Regions from separate parts of the Homo sapiens genome. Here region 1 is linked to region 2. Evidence: read pairs that join two places in POLR2A ChIA-PET (ENCODE). Cell type or tissue: GM12878. All regions are shown on one strand. Each heading gives the region's core, and the rest is flanking DNA. Links, peaks and the distances in the headings are about the cores only.

The links. Peaks named below come from ENCODE experiments on the same cell type or tissue, not always from the same donor. Only the 100,000 strongest peaks of a DNase experiment are listed, where the experiment ranks them.
Region 1: POLR2A ChIA-PET joins it to region 2 with 7 read pairs; 2 of 35 experiments call an interaction of 5 or more read pairs at or near these places.

Annotation. Positions count from the first base shown.
Region 1 is chr14:76,586,815-76,592,186 of GRCh38, reverse strand. LOC105370576 (a long non-coding RNA gene) reads left to right here. Exons shown (of 4, transcript XR_944042.2): 4 at 1-1,522. Among named protein-coding and RNA genes, the nearest start is that of VASH1, 170 kb to the left of the region's middle. In GM12878, for the core only: no CTCF peak of the experiment used is centred there; no DNase peak of the experiment used is centred there.
Region 2 is chr14:76,499,479-76,504,850 of GRCh38, reverse strand. ESRRB (estrogen related receptor beta) reads right to left here. Exons shown (of 7, transcript NM_001379180.1): 7 at 3,014-5,372. Among named protein-coding and RNA genes, the nearest start is that of ESRRB, 130 kb to the right of the region's middle. RefSeq lists an enhancer at 4,332-4,871. In GM12878, for the core only: no CTCF peak of the experiment used is centred there; a DNase peak (open chromatin) is centred at 2,070.

The DNA of each region.
Region 1 (5,372 bases), core at 91-5,090, 87 kb before region 2:
GGATACTCTAAGCACCCCATATGCGTGACCTCATGGAACCCTCACAACAATGCCATGATGTGGGAACTATGATTACCCTATTTTTCATAACAGGAAGCCGAGCCATAAGGGTTTCAATCATGTTTCTAAATGACAGAGCCAGGATTTGGCTCTGAGCATGAGTTTTTCCCACACTCGGGCTATCTTCCACTTGAGCCCCATGCCCTCAGCCATCAGCTGACTGCTTAAATTCAGGTCCCCTGAACTGCCCCCATGGTCCCCAGCCCCCAACCTTGTCACTGTGGTGAAAGAGCTTGGTCTTTCAGCTCGGAGGTCCCCATTCAGAACCGTCCTTTGAGACCTGGGTGATTCCCCACCTCTGAGGCTCACCACCACCAGTGGTGCCTGGCACTTGTGAATTCCTGGTCCCCTAACCTGTCCCCTCCTATCTCTCTTCCATATGTCCCTGTCCCTCTTTCTATTATTCTGTTTTTCTCTTCCTCCCTCTCTTCTTTTCTTTCACAACATCCCTTTATCCTTTCTTTAAAATAAAAGAAACACAGTCTTCCGGCCAGGGCTTAGTTCTTATACTCTCACTTTCCTTCTGCCCCTCCCCTTCGCCACCCTTCTCCTTCTCTGGCCTCCCATTCCCCACACGGAGGCACCTCCCCCAACCCCCACTGACACACAGCCACCCCCGTGAGCACACGCTGTGGAGCAGGCCCAGAGGAAACCGCCAAGCCAGGGACATAAACATAATGGAGCTGGCACGGGCCCCTCTCCAGGGCTCGGCTTGGGAGTCACTCACTGTCACTAACAGGCCTACGTCCCCAACTGCCTTCATGATGCTTGGGAGGAGAGAGCCCAGAGTGAAGGGGACTTTTACTATCCTCAGAGGGAGCTTTGTTCCTGCTACAATCTTTTCTGCTCTGCTCTAGGCCGGCCAGCAGCTTGAAAGAGGTTTTGGTTTAAATGGGTCTCTCTCCTTCACTCAGCAAACATCAATTAATTAACCAGAATAGTCAACAGTACCAATAAAGAGCTTGCAGGACTGGCCTGTGGGGTGGAGGTGGCATCTTAGAAAACCATGCAGGGCAGCCCATTCTGCAATGGATGGGCTGAAGCCCCAGGGCTTGGTTTCCTGTCTCCCTCCCAACCCCCTCCTCTGCCTCTGACCCTTAGGCTGTGACTTTGGTGTAAAAGGAACTTGCTCTGTTACCAAACACATTTATGTAGCTGATCTTATTCATCTTCAGAACAACTCCAGTTTACCGATGAGGCAGTGCCCAAGTTCAAACAGCCATGAGCAGTGGAGCCACACTCCTGGATGATGAGGCCGTCCTGGTTTGCACAGACAACCTGCTTGTTTCAACAGGACCATGGAGGAGAGTAGAGGCCACCAGCCATATGCAGGGACCGTGCTCCGTTCCAGCTCTGCCATGGGAAGCTGTATGACCTTGCATGGCTGCCCAAAGCTCCTTTTGTCTTGCCCTGCCTCCCTCTATAAGTATGGAACGCGGCCGGGCGTGGCGGCTCACGCCTGTAATCCCAGCACTTTGGGAGGCCGAGGCAGGAGGCCGAGGCAGGAGATCAAGACCATCCTGGCCAACATGGTGAAACCCCGTCTCTACTAAGATACAAAAAATTATCCGGGCATGGTGGCATGCGGCTGTAGTCCCAGCTACTGGGCTGAGGCAGGGGAATTGCTTGAACCCGGGAGGTGAAGGTTGCAGTGAGCTGAGATTGCACCACTGCACTCCAGCCTGGTGACAGGGCAAGACTCCATCTTAAAAAAAAAAAATGGAATGCTGCACATTCACTTCCTCAGTCAGAGATGGCCCCATAACCCAGATGTCCCCAGTGGCAGGCAAAAGGTTTTTGTTTGGTTGGTTGGCTGGTTGGTTTTGGTTTTGGTTTTTTTTGAGATGAAGTCTCATTTTGTTGCCCAGGCTGGAGTGCAGTGGCGTGATCTCGGCTCTCTGCAACCTCCATCTCTTGGTTCAAGTGATTCTTGTGCCTTAGCCTCCTGAGTAGCTGGGATTACAGGTGTGCGCTGCCATGCCGCGTTAATTTTTGTATTTTTAGGCTGGGCATGGTGGCTCACGCCTGTAATCCCAGTACTTTGGGAGGCTGATGTGGGTGGATCACTGAGGTCAGGAGTTCGAGACCAGCCTGGCCAACATGATGAAACTCCGTCTCTTCTAAAAATACAAAAGTTAGCTGGGCATGGTGGCAGGCACCCATAATCCCAGCTATTGCAAGGGCTGAGGCAGGAGAATCACTTGAACCTGGAAGGCAGAGGTTCCAGTGAGCCGAGATCGCACCACTGCACTCCAGCCTGGGCAATAAGAGCAAAACTTTGTCTCAAAAAAAAAAAAAGAAAAAGATTTGTATTTTTAGTAGTTTAGGGGTTTCACCATGTTGGCCAGGCTGGTCTCGAACTCCTGGCCTCAAGTGATCCACCCACCTCAGCCTCCCAAAATGCTGGGATTACAGGTGTGAGCCACTGCACCCAGCCAAAAAGAAGTTTTTAGAAGTCCCCAGTGAAGGTTTGTTGTCCGGGATTTAAAAGGAGGGCTTTTTTGCCTATCCCCTTCTCTCCTGCTTTGCGTCATGGTATGAAGATATGACACTGGGAGCTGAGGCAGCCATCGTGTGAGCATGAGGTGGCGAGCTTGAGGACTGAAGCCAACATATTAGAGCACGTGAAGAGCCTGAGTCATGGAACCCTGCCTCCAGCTATCAGCTCCCCCTTCAGACTTCTTATTATGGGAGGAAAATACACCTTTACTTGTTGAAGTTTTTACAATGGGCAGAATGATGTCACCATTCCCAGAGATGTTCATGTTTTAATCCCTGGAATCTATGACTATGTTAGGTTATTTGGCAACAGGAAATAGTGGTAGCAGATACAATTAAGGTTGCTAATCAGCTGGATTTAAAATGAGGAGATTATCCTGGAGTGTCTGAATGGACCTATATAGATGTATCCCTCAAGACATATATATCTCTCAGAGAGAGAGAAAATTTATATTATTTTTTATTTTTTTATTTTTTTTGAGACGGAGTCTCACTCTGTCGCCCAGGCTGGAGTGCAGTGGTGTGATCTCGACTCACTGCAACCTCCTGGGTTGGAGCAATTCTCCTGCCTCAGCCTCCCGAGTAGCTGGGATTACAGGCACCTGCCACCATGCCTAGCTAATTTTTGTATTTTTAGTAGAGATGGGGTTTCACTACGTTGGCCAGGCTGGTCTTGAACTCCTAACCTCAGGTGATCCACCCACCTCGGCCTCCCAGAGTGCTCGGATTACAGGTGTGAACCACTGCATCAGGCCAAGAAAAATTTATTTTAAGGAATTGGCCCATGAGCCTGAAATTTGTAAAGCAGTCTGGCAGGCTGGAAATTCAGGGAATAGTCAATGTTGAAGTCTTGAGTGCAAAGTCTGCAGGCTGAAAATTCAGGCAGAAATTCTATATTGCAGTCTTGAGGCAGAACTGCTCCTACTTTGAAACCTCAGTCTTTTCTCAGCCTTCAACTGACTGCATCAAGACTCTCAGGTAATAGAGGGTCACCTGCTTTACTGAAAGTCTACTGATCTGAGGTGAGTGCAGTGGCACATGCCTGTAATAGAAGCTACTCGGGAGGCTAAAGCGGGAGGGTTGCTTGAGGCCAGGAGTTCGAGGCCACAGCGAGCCATGATCATACCACTACACACCAGCTGGGGCAACGGAGCAAGACTCTGACTCAAAAAAAAAAAAAGTTTAATTTAAGTGTTAATCACATCTAAAAACTACTTTTATAGCAACAGGCCAGGTGGGGTGGCTCATGCCTGTAATCCAGCACTTTGGAAGGCTGAGGGAGGTGAATCATTTGACACCAGGAGTTTGAGACCAGCCTGGCCAACATGGTGAAACCCCCCCCGCCCTACAAAAGATTAAAAAACCGGGCATGGTGGCCTGTCCCTGTGGTTCTAGCTACTTGGGAGGCTGAGACAGGAGGATCACCTGAGCTCAGGTGGCCAAGGCTGCAGTAAGCTGTGATCACACCACTGCACTCCAGCCTGGGCTACAGAGCGAGACTCTGTCTCAAGAATAAATAAATAAATAAATAAATAAATAAATAAATATTTTAAAAGCTACTTTATAGCAATAGCTAGACTAGTGTTTGACCAAACAACTAGGCACCATAGCCTTGCCACGTTGACACATAAAAGTAACCATCACAAGGGTCCCCAAACGTACAAGAGGGAGGCAAAAGAGTCAGTGTCACAGTGATTCTATGTGGCAAAGACTCGACCGGCATTGCAGGCTTTGAAGATGGAATGGGGCCATGAGCCAAGGAATGCAGGACACCACTAACAGCTGGAAAAGGAAAGAAAATGGTTTTCCCCTAGAGCTTCTAGAAAGCAACAAGCCCTGCTGATGCCTTGATTTTAGCCTTGTAAGACCTATTTGGACTTCTGACCTCCAGAACAGTAAGATGATAAATATGTGTTGTTTTAAGCCTCTAAACTTTATTATAGCAGCACAAGGAAATGAATACAGCCACTGTTTGTTCAGATTTTTTTCATGCACTTACAGCCAAAAGCATACCTAACATTCACTTGGTAATGTCACTTTATCTCTCTGAACTTTCAGTTCATCTCTGATGAATGGTAGGGGGTGAGGGGAGAGACTGAAGTTCTCTAGGCCTGTTTCTACCCTGCCTATGTCGGATCTAAATCTACCTGACTCAAGGGTGGTCTATTACTCCCTTACCAAGGTCCTCCTCTGCAGAACTGTATAAGTGGCACTCCAGGATGTTGGCCCTTCTTGCTAGCCATGGCCTTTGAGGCTCCCCAGACACATGCTAAGCACTTTAAGGAAAGGGGCCATGTCTTCTCTTTGTATCTTCTCACAGCAACCACTGCATGAATCAACTTTCTAGCATTCTCCTGTCACTAGCTGTGTGGCCTGGGACACATTACTTAACCTCTCTGGGCTGCAGGCTATTTGTCTCTAATAAGCAGATAATAGAAGTACCTGCCTCATAGGCTTATTATATAAGGAATAATTGAGATAATGAACGTGAAACATTTAGCACAGTACCTGACAACACACACTAAATAAATATTACTTTTAATGGTGATATTATTCACCACAATAAATATATTGAAAAGGCATTATTCTTGCCATTTTGCTATTAAGAAAACATATATTCAAAGAGGTCAGTTAATTTGCATGAGATTATGGAGCTCAAGAGGGCAAAGTTAGACTTGGAACCTAAATCTACCTGGTAAAATTAAAGGTAATAACACATGTAAAGTGCCTAGAACAGTGCCTGGCACATACCAGGCTCTCAGTAATGATAACTGTTATCGTATTTCTACTCCCTTAATTTATCTCTATTTATT
Region 2 (5,372 bases), core at 134-5,133:
TAGATCTAGAACCTAAGCATTTCTTTTATTTTTATTTTTATTTATTTTTTTGAGACAGTCTTGCCGCGTCACCCAGGGTGGAGTGCGGTGATGCGATCTCGGCTCACTGCAACCTCCGCTTCCCAGCTCAAGCTATCCTCCATCTTCAGACTCTCGAGCTGCTGGGACCACAGGTGCAAGCCATCATGCCAGCTCATTTTTGTGTTTTTTTGTAGAGACAGGGTTTCACCATGTTGCTTAGGTCTCCAACTCCTGAGCTCAAAGTGACCCACTCACCTTGACATCCCAAGGTGCTAGGATTACAGGCATGAGCCACTGTGGCCAGCCCCCAGTGCGTCTTAACACCTGCTCTGAAACATCCCTGCTCCAAGCCACAGTCACCTCACCAGTGGTCTTCTAGCTGTTCTTCCTGCTTCCACCCTGTCCTCTTGGAGCGTGTTATTAACACAGCAGCCAAAAGAGGAGAGGGACAACCAAAGCCCCCATGACAAGTTTGGGGCAAAACTAAGATGGGGTGGGCACAAAGGTGGGGCCAGCCAGGTGCCTCTGGTGGCCCAGGAAGACTTGAGGATGACACACCTGTCCCATGTACTTCCACCCCGGCCCCATTCTCAAGACCACTATTTAAATACATGACCCGGATAAAACCCCAATGCCACGTTCGATGCCCAGCCAGACACTTTCAAAGAAACAACAGCCCAGCAAACCACAAAACAACTGAAAGTCCTATTAAAATGTGTGATCGTGTCACCCCTGTATTCAGACGCTTCCACTGGTTCCTCATGTAATCTCTTAGCCTGAGAGCCACACTTACTATGGCCTTGTGCCCCTTGTTCCCCAGGGCCTCCCCCATTCCATTTCGCCCACACTCCTTTCCTTGAAGCTTGCTGAATATGCCAAGCATAGTCTTACCCCAGGGCCTTTGCCCTGGCTGCTCTCTCTGCATGAAGAGCTTTCCCTCCATACACCCACAGAATCCTCACTTTCTTTAACTTTTATTGTTGAACGTAACATCCTCATTGAGACTGCTCTGACCACTCCCTTAAAACTTGTAGCCTCCTACCCATTTCTGATCACCCATACCTTGCTTCCCCCCAACTCACTTACACTATATACATTCTAACAAACTATATAATTTGGTTATTTGCTGTGCTTATTTTCTCTCTCTTCCTCCCAGTAGACTGTCTGCTCCATGAAGAATGAAGATGGATTTTGTTTGTTCTTGTTTCTCTTTTTTTTGAGGTGGAGTCTCACTCTGTCGCCCAGGCTGGAGTGCAGTGGTTTGATCTCAGCTCACTGCAACCTCCGCCTTCTGGGTTCAAGCGATTCTCCTGCCTGAGCCTCCCGAGTAGCTGGGCCTACAGATGCGTGCCACCATGCCTGGCTAATTTTTGTATTTTTAGTAGAGACGGGTTTTCACCATATTGGCCAGGTTGGTCTTAAACTCTTGACCTCGTGATCCACCCGCCTAGGCCTCCCAAAGTGCTGGGATTACAGGTGTGAGCCACCGTGCTCGGCCTTGTTTGTTCTCTTTATGGAGATAGTCTCCATGCCCAGGATAGGGCCTGGAATGGGTAGATCCTCAGCAAATATTTGTTGAATGAATGAATATTAGTTGAATTTTTCCCCTTTCTTTGAAGCTTCACTTTTTTGCTAACAAAAAAAAAAAAAAAAAAAGAGAGAGACTAGAGAATGAATGGAGATGGAGGTATGGATGAGGGTTAGGTCTTTGAAAATATGAGCTATTAGTTGGTCTGATCACAATTACATGTATAAATGGAAAAGGTAGCACAGAATATCCTAATATACAGATAATCAAATAAAGATTTTCATTTTGACTGCATTACGTGATATTATGGTTGACTTTCTTTCCTAATTACTTTTTTCTTAAGATAGCAACATAAATAGCAGCCGTGTGTGCATTCTTTTAAGGTGAATTACCTAAAAAGAATCTACAAATTGAGTACTTTCATTCCCACAAGTACATAATGCATATCATGCATGAAGGTGTTAAATGCAAAGATAACCATGTGGTTCTTATCTTCCAAGAGCTGCAGGAGACTCACAAACCTCTCACTGAAAGTTGACCAGACCCTGAGCTGTTCACGTATGTGGGTTCTGTGGGCATTATGGTTGGCTGTCTTCTAGACTTCTAGACTTCCAACCTACTCCTTTCCCACAGTGTGGCAGCTAGGCCATTGAGTGGAACTGATTCTACCCCAGGCTGGTCATGGGGATTCACTAAGGGATAGATACAAAACCCGGTGGAGTTCAGAAAGAAGTTCAGACATTTTCCATGGTTGCAGAAAGAGATTTTCTCTCTCCCACAAGGTGTGAAACAAAAAACTGGCAGCCTTCTTGCTACCAGGAAAGAGGCCAGCATAAGGATGAAACAAACACGCAGAAGAACTGGGGGAATCGGAAAAGCTGAACCATAACCCTATTGACTTTGTAAACCCCTGGATCAAACCCTGCCTGATGCCTACCCCACTTCCGGACTCACATATAAATCCAGTAAGCCAGTATAAGCTAAGGTAACTTTTACTTGAAACAAAAGGCATCTTGAAATGTCTTCTTTGATCTCTTTCAGGCCCTCCCCTCTGCTTCTCACTGGTCCTGAGTGTGTCCTGGAATAACATGTGGGCTGTGCTATCCGGTGTTGTGTGTGTCACAGATGCAATTCAAAATCCTAAGGTAATGAATTGGTTTTCATTCACATATATCTGATATCTCATTTCTCTGGCATTAATGAAAGTAATCGATTGCCTTACCATTAATATTAAAAGCATAAAAGCAACAGGGAGCTTCTCAGACCTGCAGCATACTTCTCCAGTTGCATTCCTGAGCTTTGCTGGTGAACATGTTTTAAAATGACACCATGGGACTTCCCAGGGAACACTAAGGCTGGGTTGCCTCTCCCAACGGCCTCTCCTAGCCTCAGCCTGAAACCCAAGGGCAGTGCTGTCTGGGGGACAGTCAGCCCAGAAAGACAATGTGTGAAGAAACTCAATAGTTCCTTTCCTTATTTATTAGATTCCAGATACATGGGACCAGGATGGAAGCATCCTAGGGCATTTGATTTACATGGGGGTTTCTGGGAGAACATATACAGAGGCAGAAAGACATACAAGTAGGTGATGCTGCAATGGGGAACTGCCATTTTAAAAAATATATACATCTTAAGAAGCCATTCCAGCCATATTATCATTATTAGAAAATAAAACAATCTTTCCACATAGTGCTTTTCTTTGGTGCTGTTCCGTGAGCATGGACTCTGGACCCTTCAGTCTTCTTGTCACAAGCTGGTCACCCTCCCCTGCCACTTCCATCTGCACAGAGGGAGGGCAGAGTCTATGGGGAAAGGAGGCCCCCCCCACCGACACAGGTGGGTGCAGGTTCCAGCTCCTCTAAGGCGCTGCCATGGCCTCCCGACTCTGCTGGAGTCTTGAGAGCCTCTTACTTGGTTCTTAAAGTGTGGCCCGAGGAAGTTCCCTATATGCAAAGATTGGTTTTCACACATGACGAGTTCACAAAGTGACAAAGCCAGTCTGGAAACTTTAGAACGTATAAGGACAAGGGGACCAAACAAAACCCAGCCATACCACCTTCTCCATGGTTGGATTTTCATGTTTTATTTCTTGGTTCATTTCAAATGACCTGTATCATGAGAGTACAGCTGAGACAGGCTGTTTCCTCTTTACAGATTTTCCAGAAATGGCAGGTTTAGGGTAAACTTGAGATCTGTTCCACTGGGGGAAGGTTCCCCTAAACTCTCCTCACTTCACCACCTTCCACTAAGTCAGTCCTCTCCCTTCCCCGGAGAGGGTCCTCATCTGGCCAGGATTCCAGCTAAGAAGTTGGCCCCTGAACTTCTTTTCTGAGTGTCCAATGGACCCCTTCAGTACCAGGAACTTTCCCATTGGATGGAGTTCCATTGTTACTGACACATTTCCTGTTGTGATCTGAGTTTTAAGTATAAAAGCAGCTTCCACCTCATGGACACCAACCATCAGGACTTCCGCCCCACTCTGCTAGAGGGGCTCTGAAGTGAGGTCACTCGCAGCAACACTAGATCCAGTGAGGTGCAGCTGCCTGGTGTGCAGAACACCCACTTGCTCCAAGCCAGATGTTACATGGTGAGCCAGAGATGCTTTCCCTAGAAAAGACAGACAGCAGATGCCAGCTGGGCATGATGCCCTGCCGCCTGGGTCCTCCAGCTTGAGCAGGAAGTGACAGAGCAGGGTGCTACCTCGGCCCCGCTGCAAGGACACAGCACAGTGAGAGACTGAGGGAGTCCCAAAGCACACACCCCAAGGTCTCTACTGTGAAGGTTTCTCCGGAGCAGAACCTCAGGGCAGAGCCTCTAAACACTGTGCTAGACTTGGTTTGTAGCTGGTGTTCCTTGATGCCAAGAAGGGGCCTTTGCCCCAAATGTGTGCCTCCACCCAAATGAGGGAAGATGGGCTGCATGGAGGGCTAGGGCCGCAGCATCCTGGGTAACGGCTCCAGTGCCTACTCATCAAGTGACTCAGACCCGATTCCCCACAGGCAAGGGGAGCCGGAGGGACACATCACTGGTCTGGGAGGGCTCTTGAAATCCTTAACATTTTCTGTGTGGGACACCATCAGAGAGCTGCTCTGCAGTTTGTGGATTTCAGCCAGCCCTCCCTCCTGTCTGGGATGACCTCAGCACGTCCCAGCCCAGAAGCCCAGGCCGGGAGGTTCCTGGGGTAGAGCCAAGGAGGTGGGACCAGGGCTTCTATGGAAAAGCTGCAGAAAGTTACCTGGCCTCCTGGTGTCCTAGTGCTGGGTGAGATCTGCCTGCCTCTCTCATTGAGGGGGGTTGGACTAGAAGGGCGTGGATTGGGGATCCCCGGGGAGTTGCTCTGATCCCTGCTTGTGAAGGCAGCTGATTGGAAGGGGCATTTTCCATCATGGCTTGACATTCTTTCATCCTTGGGAGATCCTCTAAGCTGCTCTTGGCCAACCTGTGAGCACAAATGGGTGTTCAGGGCTGCCCCTTGAGTTAGTGAAAACTTTCACGGCCATCCACAGAAATAGAGTGACCCACTGTCCCCGTGTGCCTGGGGTAGAGGAGTTTCCTGGGATAAAGAAACGTCCTGGACAAACCAAGACGGTTGGTTACCTGGCACAGCCAGGGGGACTGCAGGGGTCCTGCCAGAGAGCTGGCGTGCTCGCGGTGCCCAGGGGAGCTACACCAAACCTCTGGTAGCCCAAGTGTGGTAGGAGGGCACCCCTCCTGTGGCACTGGTACACTAGCCCTGTGGCATGATGCTGAGTGCAGGGAAGGGAAGCCAGGAAGGATGAGGCAGGCCACCCCGCTGAGTTCCCTCCCTTTGGGGCTCCCCTGC